Linked DNA regions of Homo sapiens: region 1 is linked to region 2. Evidence: read pairs that join two places in POLR2A ChIA-PET (ENCODE). Cell type or tissue: GM12878. All regions are shown on one strand.

Region 1 (8,000 bases), 200 kb before region 2:
GTCTGGGGCCTCAGCTGCAATATTCAGACTGGGGGCTGGAGTCATCTTCAGACTCCTTCGCTTATATGTCTGTTGTTAATGGTATCTGCAGGCTGAGGGCTTTGCTGGGGCCATTGTCCAAAACACCATACGTGGCCTCTTTTTATGGCCCTGGCTTTCTTACAATGTGTGGCTGGGTTCTAAGGGCAGATATCCCGGGAGAGAGAAAGAAAGCTAATTGGAGTCTGTATTCTTTTAATGATCTAGCCTCTGAAGTCTCATAGCACACTCCATTGGCTGGAGTGGACACAAGGCACCCATACAGATCTGATGTGGTTGGGGGAAATGCAGTCCCCACCTCTTCATGAAAAGAGTATGCGTGACATCGTAAGAAAAACGTGGGATGGGATAAATATGTAGGTGTGGCCATTCTTAAAATACAGTCTTCTCCAAGGATTGAGGGCATGCACTTCAGCATATTCTACTTAAGACTATCCTCTAATTGACTTTTTTCTTAAGTCAGTTTTTTTATATATGGGTAATCAAATATAAATTTGAGTATGAACCTATAAAAGTAGCAAAATATCAGCAATTTCATAATGTTCATTGTAATATCGGTTATAGTATATTCTTTTTTTTTTTGCTTTTTTTCTTTTTTTTTGAGATGGAATCTCGTTTCGTTGCCTAGGCTGGAGTGCAGTGGCACAATCTCAGCTCACTGCAACCTCTGCCCCCCAGGTTCAAGCAATTCTCCTGCCTCAGCCTCCTGAGTAGCTGGAATTACAGGTGCAGGTCACCACGCCCGGGTAATTTTTGTATTTTTAGTAGAGACGGGATTTCACCATGTTGGTCAGGCTGGTCTAGAACTCCTCATCTCAGGTGATCCATCCACCTCGGCCTCCCAAAGTGCTGGGATTACAGACGTGAGTCACTGCGTCCAACCCAGTTATAGTGTATTCTAATTCACATTTCTTCATCTTGCCCTATAAACATTCAAAATAACTTTATCAGATACCTTTCTTAATTAAAATACTTTCTTTTTACAATTTAATCTCAGCCTGGTAGCCCTGTAAAATGGGATTAATTTGACATGGGATGGTATTATTGAAGCTGTGTCTCACTTTGAAAAACGGAACATTTGCCCCTTTTTTTTCGAGACTGAATCTCACTCTGTCGCTCAGGCTGGAGTGCAGTGGTGTGATCTTGGCTCACTGCAAGCTCCGCCTCCTGGGTTCACACCATTCTCCTGCCTCAGCCTCCCAAGTAGCTGGGACTACAGGCGCCCGCCACCACGCCCGGCTAATTTTTTGTATTTTTAGTAGAGACAGGGTTTCACTATGTTAGCCACGATGGCCTTGATCTCCTGACCTCGTGATCCACCCACCTCGGCCTCCCAAAGTGCTGGGATTACAGGTGTGAGCCACTGCGCCCAGCCCATTTGCCCATTTTTAATATTTCTCTTATTCTGTGTGATTAAAAATTATTCATACTGAGTCTCTAATTATATCTTTTTAGAACTCTAGAGTATATTTCATATTTAACATCCCTATGATTACTTTAGAGAAAGTATAACAAGTGATTTTGCCAAAGAATAAAGTGATGTCTAGGGAATTGTAAGGTCTGACCCAGTATCAGAGAGTAACTTAGTAGAGATTCTCCACTGGATGAAGGACCATGCTATTGGAAATTGAGAGTAATATATGCACTAAGATTTACAGTAGGCATTTATAAATAACAGCAAGATGATATAAACAGACCACATTATAAGTTTGAAACAAAGAAATACACATTCCAGCTCTGGGTTTTACAGGCTTTGTGAGAGGTCCTGGGATTCCATTTGGGGATACAATTTTGACTGCAAAAACTGTTTTTAATTTTTTCTGGGCTCACTGCAGCCTTGACCTCTTGGGCTCAAGCAATCCTCCTGCCTCAGCACACGACCCTCACCCCCAAGTAGCTGGGACTACAGGCGTGTGCCACCATGCCTGGCTAATATTTATATTTTTTTTGTAGAGATGGGGTTTTGCCATGTTGCCCAGGCTAGTAATTTTTAATCTCAAAAACACTTCATGGGTAACTACCCAGGAACCCCACAGCAAATAGGATTCATTGAGGAAAGCCACCTTAAAATTGTGGACATTGAAGCTAGAGAAAAAGAATAAAATCATGTCAAATAGTTGGGACTTTTATCTTGGTAGTAGGTAGCCACTAAATAATTTAAAGTAGACAAATGTCCTAATTATTTTAGAACAGTAACTGACAGTAGTATGTAAGATAAACTGGAAGGAGGTCAGACTGATATAGTATCCTGTGCTTCAGCAGTCAAAGTAGCATTGGAAAGAAGATGTTGATATGCTTATTAAGCATATAGAACCAATACAGTGCACTATTGTTAAGTTGGAGGTTAGAGGAGGCTAATTGGAGATGTTGGAAGATGACTACAGAGTATCTGTCCTGGATGTCTGGATGGGAGTGGTGCTGTTAGCAGAGGCAGAGAAATAAGAATAAAAAATAATAAGTTTGAAAAGATTATGATACATAATAGTTTTGGACATGCTCATTTAAAAATAGCTATGGGATATCTCAGGTAGATATATGTCTAATGGGCTATTGAAAGCATGGGGGTTTAGTGCTAGAGATAGGGATTGAGATGTCATCAATGTGGAGTAGGTGATAGGTAAAGCATGTAGTTGTGTTTAATTCTCTTTTACCCAATCTGATTCTTTGTGTTTTGTTTTGTTTGTTTTGTTTTGTTTTGTTTTTTGAGACTCTGTCTCACTCTGTCTCCCAAGCTGGAGTGCAGTGGCGTGATCTCACTGCAACCTCCACTTCCTGGGTTCAGGTGATTCTCATGCCTCAGCCTCCCAAGCAGCTGGGATTACAGGTGCCCACCATGACACCCAGCTAATTTTTGTATTTTTAGTAGAGACTGGGTTTTAGCATGTTGGTTAGGCTGATTCTTTGTTTTTAAATAGGGGATCCTATCCCATGCATTTATTTTCACTCTGTTGTCCAGGGTGGAGTGCAGTGGCTTACTACATCCTTGACCCCTTGGGCTCAAGCCATCATCCCACTTCAGCCTCCCGAATAGCTGGGACTATAGGCGTGCACCACCATGCTCGGCTAATTTTTTTTGTTTTTAGTACAGATGGCATCTCCCTATGTTGCCCAAGCTGGTTTCAAACTCCTGAGCTCGAGCGATCCTCTTGCCTCGGCCTCCCAAAAGTGCTGAGATTATAGACGCAAACCATCATACCCAGGGCCATGCATTTATTCTTAAAACTAAACTATTTGGCCATCTTGTTCTATTCTTCCTGTTTTGTATTGGTCCCTTGCTGTTTCCTTTGTTGTCTGAGTTTTGATGTGTGGACAATGTATACTGTCTGTGACCCCAACTGTACTCCACAACAGCATTCAGGACTGTAGAGGAGACCACCACTGCCTGTTTTCTGGAGAGTTTAGTTTAGACCTGGGATCTAAATGGAGGGACAGGATACGTTGTGGGGCAAGTATGAATCATGCTGCAGGCAGTCTGTGTTTCTTAAAGAAATAGTTTATACCATGGGCTATAAAGCATGAATGGGTTTTTCTTAATTCAGCTCTATTATCTTTATAATTTGTATATTTCTTTACAAATTCAGGCATTAAATTCTAACCATATTAATTTTCAGTTGTGTATTGTCTTTTTCTGTGTCTTTAGGGATATTTTAGTGACGGTTGAGGGACTCTACATTGAGTGCTACCAGCTAGATATCATTTTGTACCAGAAAAATTCAGTCCATTTATATATTTTCTATTGTTCCTTTTTAGGTGAACTTCTAGATCCATGTGGTTATATCAGTCCTGAATCTCCAGTTGTACAACTTCATTCTAATTTCACTGCAGTTTGTGTGCTAAAGGAAAAATGTATGGATTATTTTCATGTAAATGCTAATTACATTGTCTGGAAAACAAACCATTTTACTATTCCTAAGGAGCAATATACTATCATAAACAGAACAGCATCCAGTGTCACCTTTACAGATATAGCTTCATTAAATATTCAGCTCACTTGCAACATTCTTACATTCGGACAGCTTGAACAGAATGTTTATGGAATCACAATAATTTCAGGCTGTAAGTTTTGTTTTTGTCTTATTTCAGACTTTGTCATGACTATTGAACTGCATTTTTAATGTTGTCCTTTCATCTTTATAAAATGTAGTAACTTGTGGACTTAGTGACTTGGACATGTTTGGTTTTTAAAAAATAAGCTTAGAAGTAGGAACCACAAGTCTCCTGTCTTTCCTGAAAGTCAAGCAGTTTCACTTTACTAGAGAAATATTTGACATGAGACCCCCCCCACCACAGGAAAGTATTGTTGAATTGACATAATGATGGTAATTCTCAGTATCCCTTAATTGCTGAGAAAATGCACGTGTAAAGCAGCTACCTGAAGAAAGCGAACAAATACTGGAGTAAATCCTTTTTTTTTTTTTGGTGACAGAGTCTCGCTCTGTCACCCAGGCTGGAGTGCAGTGGCATCATCTCAGCTCACTGCCCTCCCGGGTTCAAGCAATCCTCCTGCCTCAGCCTCCCAAGTAGCTGGGACTACAGGCATGAGCCACCACGCCCGGCTAATTTTTCATATTTTTAGTAGAAATGGGGTTTCGCCATGTTGGCCAGGCTGGTCTCAAACTCCTGACCTCAGGTGATCCACTTGCCTCGGGCTCCCAAACTGCTGGGATTACAGGCGTGAGCCACTGTGCCTGGCCTTGGAGTAACAAAGTAAACAAAATAAACTTACTATGATCCAAAAGTGGGTTATCTAATTTGTGGATCACCCAGACTTTACTGTTTTGGCATTTGCTTTTCTTCCAACGAGTTTGGGAAAGCAATAAGAAGAGAAATATAAATGAATCATTTTGGCTTCTACTTAGTTGCCTCTTACAAACATATGTATATATTACTTTTAAAAATATACTTAATGGAGAAATCAGTTGATATTTTTTTCCAGTTATAAATGAAAGTTGATTTTACATAGAAAATTAATGTGAAACAAACCAGTTGATGACAGTTAGGATGGATGTATATATATTACTTCCTGAAAAGAAGTGTAAGAGTTGGGATAGAAAAGAAATTGTCATCAGCCTTTCATTGTGTCCATACTTTTTGCTTGGGTTTGATTTTTTTCATCTAATTTAGATCGCAAATGCCTTGGGTAGTATATAAATTGCATAATATTTGTGGATATAAAGCTTTCTGAAAGATGCTAATTAATCCCTTTTAGTGCCTCCAGAAAAACCTAAAAATTTGAGTTGCATTGTGAACGAGGGGAAGAAAATGAGGTGTGAGTGGGATGGTGGAAGGGAAACACACTTGGAGACAAACTTCACTTTAAAATCTGAATGGTACGTTATTTTAAATTTGTTTCATGTTAGATTTATTAAAGTTAGTCATTTTTGCTGGAATTTTTATTTTACCAAGTAATAATATTAAATGCTATTTTAAAACATTTAATTTTTTATTCTGTAACATTTCAAATATATGTAAAAGTAGAGGCCAGGCGCGGTGGCTCATGCCTGTAATCCCCCAGGCGCGGCGGCCCATGCCTGTAACTCCAGCACTTACGGAGGCTGAGGTGGGCAGATAACTTGAGGTCAGGAGTTCGAGACCAGCCTGGCCAACCAGAGCAAAACCCTGTCTCTACCAAAACTACAAAAATTAGCCAGGCATGGTGGCGGGTGCCTGTAATCCCAGTGACTCGGAGGTTGAGGCAGGAGAATCACTTAAATCCAGGAGGCGGAGGTTGCAGTGAGCCCGGATTGCACCACTACACTCCAGCCTGGGTAACAGAGTGAGACTCCATCTCAAAAAAAATAAATAAATAAAAAATAAAAGTAGAAAGAATAGTAGAATACCCATACATACCCATCACTCAGCTTCAACACTGGTCAGCTCATGACCAGTCTTATTTCAAAGGTACTCTTTGCCTATATTGTCTTGAAGAGAGAATCGCGGGCATCATATTTCATCCAAAGATATTTCAGTATGCGTCTCTAAAAGATGAGGACATTTTAAAAAAAAGCATAACAACATACCACTGTTACACTCAGATATAAAATATTACATTTTCAGTTAGTGTTGATTTCCCCTATGTCTCATGAATATGCCTATATGTATAATTTTTTTTACATTTGTTTCAGTCAAGATTCGAATAAGCTCCATACTTTGTGAATTTATGTCTTGTCTCTTAAATTATAGGTTCTATTTGTTCTTTTTTCTTACATTTCAGTTGTTAAACTGTTATACATTGTACATTGTTTAACATATTCCCTTGTCTTTTTTTTTTTTTTTTTTTTTTTTTTTTTTTTTTTGAGATGGAGTCTTGCTCTGTCACCTAGGCTGGAGTACAGTGGCATGATCTCTGCTCACTGCAACCTCCGCTTCCCAGGTTCAAGCAATTCTCCTGCCTCAGCCTCCTGAGTAGCTGGGATTACAGGCATGTGCCACCATGCCCAGCTAATTTTTTTCTATTTTTAATAGAGAGGGTTTCACCATGTTGGTCAGGCTGGTCTTGAACTCCTGACCTCGTGATCTGGCTGCCTCTGCCTCCCAGAGTGCTTAGATGATAGACGTGGCCACCGCGCCTGGCCCCCTTGTCTTTTTCTTTCCAAAAAATTGCTTTTAGATCTACAGATTTCATCAGATTTGGGTTTGATTTTTTTTTTTTCCCCAAAAAAATATTTTGTAGGAGTGATGTGTACTTCTGTCAGGAAAGACCAGATAATGTTTCACTGTTTTTCTTTTTTCTGATACTAAGATTGAGCAGTGGTTTCGGGTGTTGTCAGCCTTATTCCTTTATTTACTAAGTTTCCCATTTGTTTTTTCCAAACAGAAAAGTTGAAAGAGTTTTACAGTGAACACTCTTGCATACCCTAGATTCTACAATTAACATTTTACTATCTTTGCTTTATCACCTATTTATCTATGCATCCTTCTCTCCATCTCTCAATCTATCTCTTTTTTATGTATTTCATAGTGAGTTGCAGTCATTAATATACCTCACCCTTAATCACTTCAGTATTTCATAGTGAGTTACAGTCATTAATATACCTCATTCTTAATCACTTCAGTATTTACATGAACTAGAGTTCAGTATTATGTTTTTAAATAAAATTTACATATAGTGAAAACACAAATCTTAGTGTATCATTCAGTGAGTTTTGACAAGTACAGACACCTGTGTAACTCAATCAGTATCAAGACATAGAACATGACTAACACACCTAAAAAGTTCCTTCCTGCTCCTTCAGTCAATCCCAGCAAGTGCCCCACCCCATGAGCAACTACCTGTCTGATATTCTTCACCATAGATTATTTTTTCCTGTTACAGAATGTCTCATATAAATGGGATTATATAGTATATACTCTTCTGTGAAAAGTTTTATAACTCAACAGAATGTTTCCGAAATTTAATCATGTTGTTTTCCCACTAGTATTTCCCTTACAGCTTTGAGCAGTCATCAGTGATTATAATTTGTATATAAATTACAAAACTATGGTATTCTGTGTTTTGTTTTAGCTGAAATACTTAAAGAAAAACTTGCCTTTATCAACTGTGGTTTACCCTGAAGTACAGTTCAGATAGGAGAAGCAAGATAGGTTTAATATTTTTCCTTAATTACCAGTTTTATAATTAGTTGATTCCCTAGTATCCTCCAAAGGTAGAATAATGAGGGCTTTTCTTTCTCATTATAAATTTATATTTAAACATATTTGATATGTTTTAACTCATTATGGATTGTCCCATCTTTGATCAGTGGCAGTTTACTCAAATTGGCTCATTCATCCTTTTTTTTTTTTTTTTTTGAGACAGAGTTTTGCTCTTTTGACCAGGCTGTAGTGAAGTGGCGTGATCTCGGCTCACTGCCTCCCGAGTGGCTGGGATTATAGGCACCCACCACCCCGCCCGGCTCATTCATCGTCTTGACACAACTTCCTTAGCCTTTGATAGCTCTCTGATATAACATGCTTTTACA
Region 2 (8,000 bases):
CTCTGGAAAAGTCTCATCTATTCTCTTTGAATATTCTTCTTTCCTGTCCTCCTCCCATTTTCTGGCCACTCCTCAGGAGACAGTCATATGTTGAACCACAGGTCTTAGTCTATCTTCCATACCTTATTTATTAACCACTCTCGTGTTTTCCATTTCCAAGTTTAGAGAATTTCCACAGATTTATCTTTGAATTAATTCATTCTCTTCATCTGTGTTTAATCTTTACCTTTAATCACTCTGTTCTTTTCTGTAAGTTTCTAAAAATTCAAATTGAGTCCTTTTCTTGTTTTTTGTTTTTTGAGACAGAGTCTCGTTCGGTCACCCAGGCTGGAGTGCAGTGGCGCCATCTCAGCTCACTGCAACCTCCACCTCCTGGGTTCAAGTGATTCTCCTGCCTCAGACTCCAAGTAGCTGGGACTACAGGGCTGCACCACCACGCCCAGTTAATTTTTGTATTTTTAGTAGAGACGGGGTTTTAACATGTTGGCCAGGTTGGTCTCAAACTCCTGACCTTAGGTGATCCACCCACTTCGGCCTCCCAAAGTGCTGGGATTACAGGTGTGAGCCACTGCGCCCGGCCAACAAAATATATTTCTTAAAGTAACCTGAGTCCTCCCAGAAGGTATAGTCTGCATTTCATAAGGGACAGCTGACAATCTAACTCTTAAAGATGTTTGGTGACAATATCTTCAGAAAGAAATTACCTTATAAATCCTCTAACCTTTGTATAAAAGAAAATGGAACATCTTTTATTACTTTTTAAAAAAATACTTACCAGATAGTTATTATATTTCTACATACTAATGAATAAAATGAAAACACTAAAATGATATGTATCACTGATATCAGCAAAAATGGCCAAGTAAGGAACTCTAAATTCCACTACTCCAAAAAGGCAAGGAAAAAAATGGGCAAGAACTGTCAGAATTAACTTTTTCCAAACTCTAGAAATCAATAAAAGGCTTGAAGCAACCCAGGGAATTTTTTCTTTTAAACAGCAAATTTCGCAGCATTTTAACTTACCTAGTTCCATCTCCCGGCAACTCAACTTGTAAGTATATAACCAAAAGATTTGAAAACAGGGACTCAAACAGATAACTGTAGGTGAATGTTCATAGCGGACTTACAATAGTCGGAAAGAAGAAACAATCCAAGTGTCCGTCACATGGATAAACAAAATGTGGTAAATACATTATATTATTCAACCATTAAAAGAAATGTAGTTTTGATGCATGCTACAACATGGATGAACACTGAAAACAAGATGCTAAGTAAAATAAGCCAAATACGACAGGACAAATATTGTACGATTCCACTTGTATGAAATACCTAAAATAGACAAATTTCATAGAGAACATGGAATAGAGGTTACCAAAGACCAGGGTTAAGGGAGTACACAGGGAATTGTTGTCTAACGGAATACAAAGTTTCTATCTGGGTGATGATAGTGATGACAGAATACTGTGCACTTAATGCCAAAAATTATACACTTAAGAATAGTTAATATGGGAATTTTATGTTATAGAGATCTTACCACAAAAAAGCTCAAAATATCCCAAGTTTCATGAAAACTATTAATCTATAAATCCAAGAAGCTCAACTCCAAGGAGGGTAAACCCAAAAAGATCCACATCTAGACACATCAATATAAAACATCAACAAATGGTGCTAGAACAACTGGGTATCCATATGCAAAAGAATTTGGACCCCCACCCTACACCATCTATAAAAATGAATTCAAAATGCATCAAAGACTTAAGTGTAAGAACTAAAACTATAAAATTCTTAGAAGGAAACAAAGGAAAAAGTCTGCATGACTCTGGATTAGGCAACAGTTTTCTAGTTATAACACCAAAAGAACATAAAAAGATAAACTGGGTTTGATAAAAATGTTAAATTTTAGTGTTTCAAAGGGTACTATCAAGAAAGGGAAAAGACAACCCACAGGAGGTTATTAAACATTTGCAGGCCAGATGCAGTGGCTCACACCTGTAATCCGAGCACTTTGGAAGGCCAAGAAGGGAGAACTGCTTGAGCCCAGGAGTTTGAGACAAGCCTGGACAACACAGTGAGACCCCATCCCTACAAAAAATAAAGAAATTAGCTGGGCATGGTGGCACATGCCTATAGTCCCAGCTACTCAGGAGGCTGAGGTGGGAGGACTGCTTGAGACCAGGAAGTTGAAGCTGTCATGAACCATGACTGTGCCACTGCACCCCAGAGTCTGGGTGACAGAGCGAGACTCTGTCTCAAAAACAAAAAAAAAAAAATTAGATAAATTAAAAAAAAATAAACATTTGCAAATCAGGTAGCTGATGATACTCACATTGAGAATATATAAATAAATCTTAGAACATAAAAAGACAACCCAATTGTTAAAATGAGTGAAGGATCTGAAAGACATTTCTCCAAAGATATACAAATGGTCAATAAGCATATGAAAAGCTGCTCAACATCACAGTCATCAAAAAATGCAATCAAAACAACAATAAGGGCTGGGCACTGTGGCACACATGCTTGTAATCCCAGCACTTTGGGAGGCTGAGGCAGGCAGATTGCTTGAACTCAGGAGTTCAATATCAGCCTGCGCAATGTAGTGGAACCCCATCTCTAAAAAAATACAAAAATTAGCAGGGCATGGTAGTACACGCCTGTAGTCCCAGCTACACAGAGGGCTGAGGTGGAAGGATTATTTGAGCCTAGGAGGTTGAGGCTGCAGTGAGCCGAAATTGTGACAGAGCCCTCCAGCCTGGGTGAGAGTAAGACCCTGTCTCAAAAAAATAAAAAAACAAAAAACCCACAATGAGATACCACTTCATACTCAGTAGAATGGCTATAATTAAAAAAACACCAGTAATAACTAGTATCGGTGGATGTGGAGAAATCAGAACCCTCATAACATTGAGAGTGGTAATATAAAATGGTACAGCTACTATAGAAAATAATTTGGCAGTTCCTCAAAAAGTTAAACATTAAGAGTTAGCACATGACACAGCAATTCCACTCCTAAGTATATACTCCAGAAAAATGAAAACACAGGTTCACATAAAAACTTGTACACAAATGAATACGGCAGCATTAGCCATGATAGCCCAAAAGTGGAAACAACTCAAACATTCATCAGCTGAAGAATAAACAAATGTGATGTAACCACACAACAGTAGAGCCCTCATGAATGGAATTAGTGTTCTTATAAAAGAAGCCCCAGAGAGCTGCCTGGCCTTATCCACCATGTGAGGACACAGAGAGAAGACACCATCTATGAACCAGGAAATGGGCCCTCACCAGACACTGAATCTGCTGGTGCCTTGATCTCAGACTTCTGACTCTCCAGAACTGTGAGAAATAAATTTCTGTTGTTTACAAAGCTACCCAGTTTATAGCATTTTGTTATAGCAATGCAAATTAAGATAGCTTTTTCTTCTGGAAATTGATTAAGCTCATTCTAAAAATCACACAGGAATGCAAAGGACTAAAAATAACAGGCAATCTTGAGGTTTTTCATTTGTTTTGTGTTGTTATAAAGGAATACCTGAGACTGGATAATTAATGAAAAAAAAGGTTTATTTGGCTCAAGATTTGATATCTGAAAATGTTCAAGACTGGGCATCTGGGAAGAGCCTCAGGCTGCTTCCACCCATGGCTGAAGGTGAAAGGGAGCTGGTGTGTTCAGAGATCATATGATGCAGAGGAAGTAGAGGGTACCAGGCCCTTTTAACAACTAGCTGTCAAGGGAACTAGTAGGCAACTCACTCAACAGCCCCACAAGGAAACAGGTCTATTCATGAGAGATCTGCGCCCCCATGACCCAAATACCTCCCATTAGACCCTACCTCCAACTCTGGGAATCAAATTTCAACATGAGAAGGACAAACATCCAAACCATAGCACTTGAAAAACAAGCACTTGAAAGACTTACAATGCCAGATATCAGGACCTATTATGAAACCACAGTAATTAGATTATGGGGCAATGGTACAAAAATAGAAAAACTGACCAACGGAATAAAACCTAGAGAAACAGATACACATATATAAGCCACCTAATTTAGGACAAAGGCAGCCCTGTAGTGCAAAGCAGAAGGGACAGTCTTTTCAGTAAGTGATACTAGGTCAACTGAACATCTATATGGAAAAAAAATGTATATTGATTCCCACATTATATACAAAAATAAACTCCAGATTAATGACAATTACTTTTTTTTGTTTTAGACGGAGTCTCTCTCTGTCGCCCAGGCTGGAGTGCAGTGGCGCAATCTCAGCTCACTGCAACCTCTGCCTCCCAGGTTCAAGCGATTCTTCTGCCTCAGCCTGCCGAGTAGGTGGGACTACAGGCATGCGCCCAGCTAATTTTTGTATTTTTAGTACAGACGGGGTTTCACCATATTGGCCAGGCTGGTCTCGAACTCCTGACCTTAAGTGATCTGCCCGCCTCCCAAAGTGCTGGCATTACAGGCATAAGCCACCGCGTCCGGCCTATCTGTATGTACTATTCTTGCAACTTTTAAGTTTTAAATCATTTACAAATAAAAAGGTAAAAGTAAAGATACTCAACAGAAAAATGGGCAAACGACTTGACAAAAGATGTCCAGATGTCCAAATGGCCAATAAACATAAGAAGTGCTCCACATTCCATTAGTCCAAAAAAATAGAAATTTAATACAAAATGAGTACACCACCACACAACCAGCAGAATGGTTAAAAGGAGAGAAAAAGAAAATACCAAGCATTGGTTAGAATGTGAGTGTATCTTAGTTTAAACGCTGAAAACATTTGACAATACTATTAAAGCCAAAAATATATATAGCCTATGACCTAGCAATTCTTCTTCTGAGTATGTACTAATGACAACCAAAAGAATACTAGAATGTTTACAGAAGCACTTTCACAATGGCCCCAAACTGGAGGTAATCCAAATACCTATCACTAATAGAAAAACAGTAAAACAAAAGAATACTAAACAGTAATAATGATCTACAATTGCAACAAACACACTAAGAAGGTAAACATAAAACACTACATACTATATGATTCCATTTATACCAAGTATAAAAATAGACGAAATTATCGTATGCTGTTAGAAGTCATAACAGAAGTTTTGGGGGTAATGAGTCATTAGTGAGTAAAAAATGAACATGAAAAGGGGCTTTTGAGGTGCCAGTAATTTGTATTTCATGACCTGAATGCTGGTGAACACACTGAACTCAAGTGAGTTCAGTTTGTGAAACATAATTGAACTATACACTTATGGTATGTGTACCTGTCTACATATTTTAATATAAACATATATACACACGTGTATTTTCTGAGTGACCCCTATATGCAAACTTCCTATCCTCAAATGTATACATCTACAGAGAATGGAAATCAGGGATACCCTGCAAAATGGCTGTGCCCCTGCTAATTATCCTACACTAATCTGTAAGTCAGGACCAAGCACATAGAGCTGCAAATGGTTTCGACTGCCTCATTTAAATATGAATTAAATTGATTTAAAGTAAATGTTAATAGTACAAAAGATATTCACTGGTCTGAAGAAAAAAATTTCAAATATGAGCTATGTTTTAGGAACATTAAGTGCCAAAAATTGCTTGTTAAAAAAAATATGGTAAAAGATGAGTCTTGTTTTTTCTTAGCTTAACTTTCTCCCCACCACCACCCCTCTCCACAATTATCATAAGAAGTAATTAAGGAGACAGTCTTCCCTCATTATGAAATCCACAAGTCCTACCTTCACTAGGGAGGGCCTAATTCAGCCAGCTACCTACCTAATGGGCAAAGGAAAAGAATGTCTCCAAGGTGCGGTAAAAACACTGATGTATCTGATTACTATGTAGTTCCAAACAATAAAACCTCTTATCATAGATTTGCACATCCTCAGCAATTTTATAGTAAGTTCACTATATTCTTCATACGTTTTGTTGTCATTGCTATTTTAACATGACTGCCCATATATAATCAAGAATTAAGCATGGTAATTTTTGATACAATCTCATCTCAAATTCAATAGAAGCTGAATTACCAGAGTATGGTGAAATACAGCTAGACTTGAACAAAAAATAATCTACAATTTCTTCCCCCCTCAAATTTCCAATGACTCTATTCAGAGACAAAGACATCCCCAGTTCATCTAAATTGCAACTGACCAAGATTCACATTGTCCCTCTTCTGTAATTGATAGCACATTCTGGAGATCATAGGGGGGAAAAAAAAACCACAACCAACAGATCCAGTGACATTAGAAAGTAAAACAAGGACAGGCACAGTGGCTCATGCCGGTAATCCCAGCACTTTGGGAGGCTGAGGTGACAGCTCCTGAGGGTCAGGAGTTCCAGACCAGCCTGGCCAACATAGTGAAACTCCATCTCTACTAAAAATACAAAACTTAGCCAGGCATGCTGGCACATGCCTGTAGTCCCAGCTACTAGAGAGGGTAAAGGCACAAGAATCACTTGAACCTGGGAGGTGGAGGTTGCAGTGAGCCAAGATCACACCACTGCACTCCAGCCTGGGTGACAGAGTGAGACTCCATCTCAAAAAAAAAAAAAAAGTAAAAGAAGGCATTATTTTTGTGCTCTCTATTCTGTTCCACTGGTCTAGGTATCTGGTTTTGGACCAGTACCACGCTGTTTTGGTTATTACAGCCTTGTAGTATAGTTTGAACTCAGGTAATGTGACGCTTTCCAGCTTTGTTCTTTGTGCTTGGGATTGTCTTGCCTATTCATGCTCTTTTTTGGTTCCATATGAATTTTAAAATTGTTTTTTTCTAATTCTGTGAAGAATGTTATTGGTAGATTGGATCTGTAAATAGCTTTGGGCAGTATGGCCATTTTAACAATATAGTGGATAGGAATGCCACTGATTTTTGTACATTGATTTTGTATCCTGAAATTCTGCTGAAGTAATTTATCAGATCAAGGAACTTTGGGGCAGAGATTATAGGGTTTTCTAGGTATAAAATCATACCATCTGCAAATAGGAATTCCACACACCTACAACCATCTGATTTTTGCCAGGGTTGACAACAACAAGCAATAAGGAAAGGATTCCTTATTCAATAAATGGCGCTAGGATAACTGGCTAGCCATATGCAGAAGATTGAAACTGGACCCCTTCCTTAGACCGCATACAAAAATCAACTCCAGACGGATTAAAGAATAACATGTAAAACCTAAAACTATAAAAACCCTGGAGATAACCTACAAAATACCATTCTAGACACAGGCCCTGGAAGATTCTGTGATGAAGATGCCAAAAGCCACCGCAACAGAAACAAAAATTGACAAATGGGACCTAATTAAATGAACAAGCTTCTGCACAACGAAAGAAACTATCAGCAGAGTAAACAGACAACCTACAGAATGGGAGAAAATATTTGCAAACTATGCATCCGACGAAGGCCTAATATCCAGAATCTATAAGGAAATTAAATGTACAAGCAGAAAAACAAACAACTCCGTTAAAAAGTGGACAATGGACATGGGCACGTTTCAAAAGACAATATACAGCCAACAGGCAGATGAAAAAATGCTCAGCATCACTAATCGTTAGAGAAATGCAAATCAAAACCACAATGAGATACCATCTCACACCAGTCAGAATGGTTATTATTAAAAAATCAAAAAATAACAGATGCTGGCAAGCTTGCAGAGAAAAGGGAATGCCTATACACTGCTGGTGGGAGTGTAAATTAGTTCAGCCATTGTGGAAAACAGTGTGGCGATTTCTCAAAGAACGTAAAACAGAACTACCATTCGATCCAGCAATCCCATAATTAGGTATATACCCAAAGGAATATAAATAATTCTACCATAAAGTCACATGTACACATATGTTCACCACAGCACTATTCACAATAGCAAAAACACAGAAATCAACCTAAATGCCCACCAACAGTAGACTGGACAAAGGTAATGTGGTATATATGCGCCATGGAATACTAGGCAGCCATAAAAAAGAATGACATAAAGTCCTTTGCAGGAACATGAATGGAGCTCCATT

Evidence for each region. Peaks named below come from ENCODE experiments on the same cell type or tissue, not always from the same donor. Only the 100,000 strongest peaks of a DNase experiment are listed, where the experiment ranks them.
Region 1: POLR2A ChIA-PET joins it to region 2 with 5 read pairs; 2 of 35 experiments call an interaction of 5 or more read pairs at or near these places.

The regions. Positions count from the first base shown.
Region 1 is chr5:55,965,645-55,973,644 of GRCh38, reverse strand. It overlaps IL6ST (interleukin 6 cytokine family signal transducer), which reads left to right. Exons shown (of 17, transcript NM_002184.4): 4 at 3,790-4,095; 5 at 5,249-5,369. Among named protein-coding and RNA genes, the nearest start is that of IL6ST, 25 kb to the left of the region's middle. In GM12878, no CTCF peak of the experiment used is centred here; no DNase peak of the experiment used is centred here.
Region 2 is chr5:55,768,419-55,776,418 of GRCh38, reverse strand. The region is part of intron 7 of DDX4 (DEAD-box helicase 4); the gene reads right to left. Among named protein-coding and RNA genes, the nearest start is that of DDX4, 34 kb to the right of the region's middle. In GM12878, no CTCF peak of the experiment used is centred here; DNase peaks (open chromatin) are centred at 4,825 and 5,132.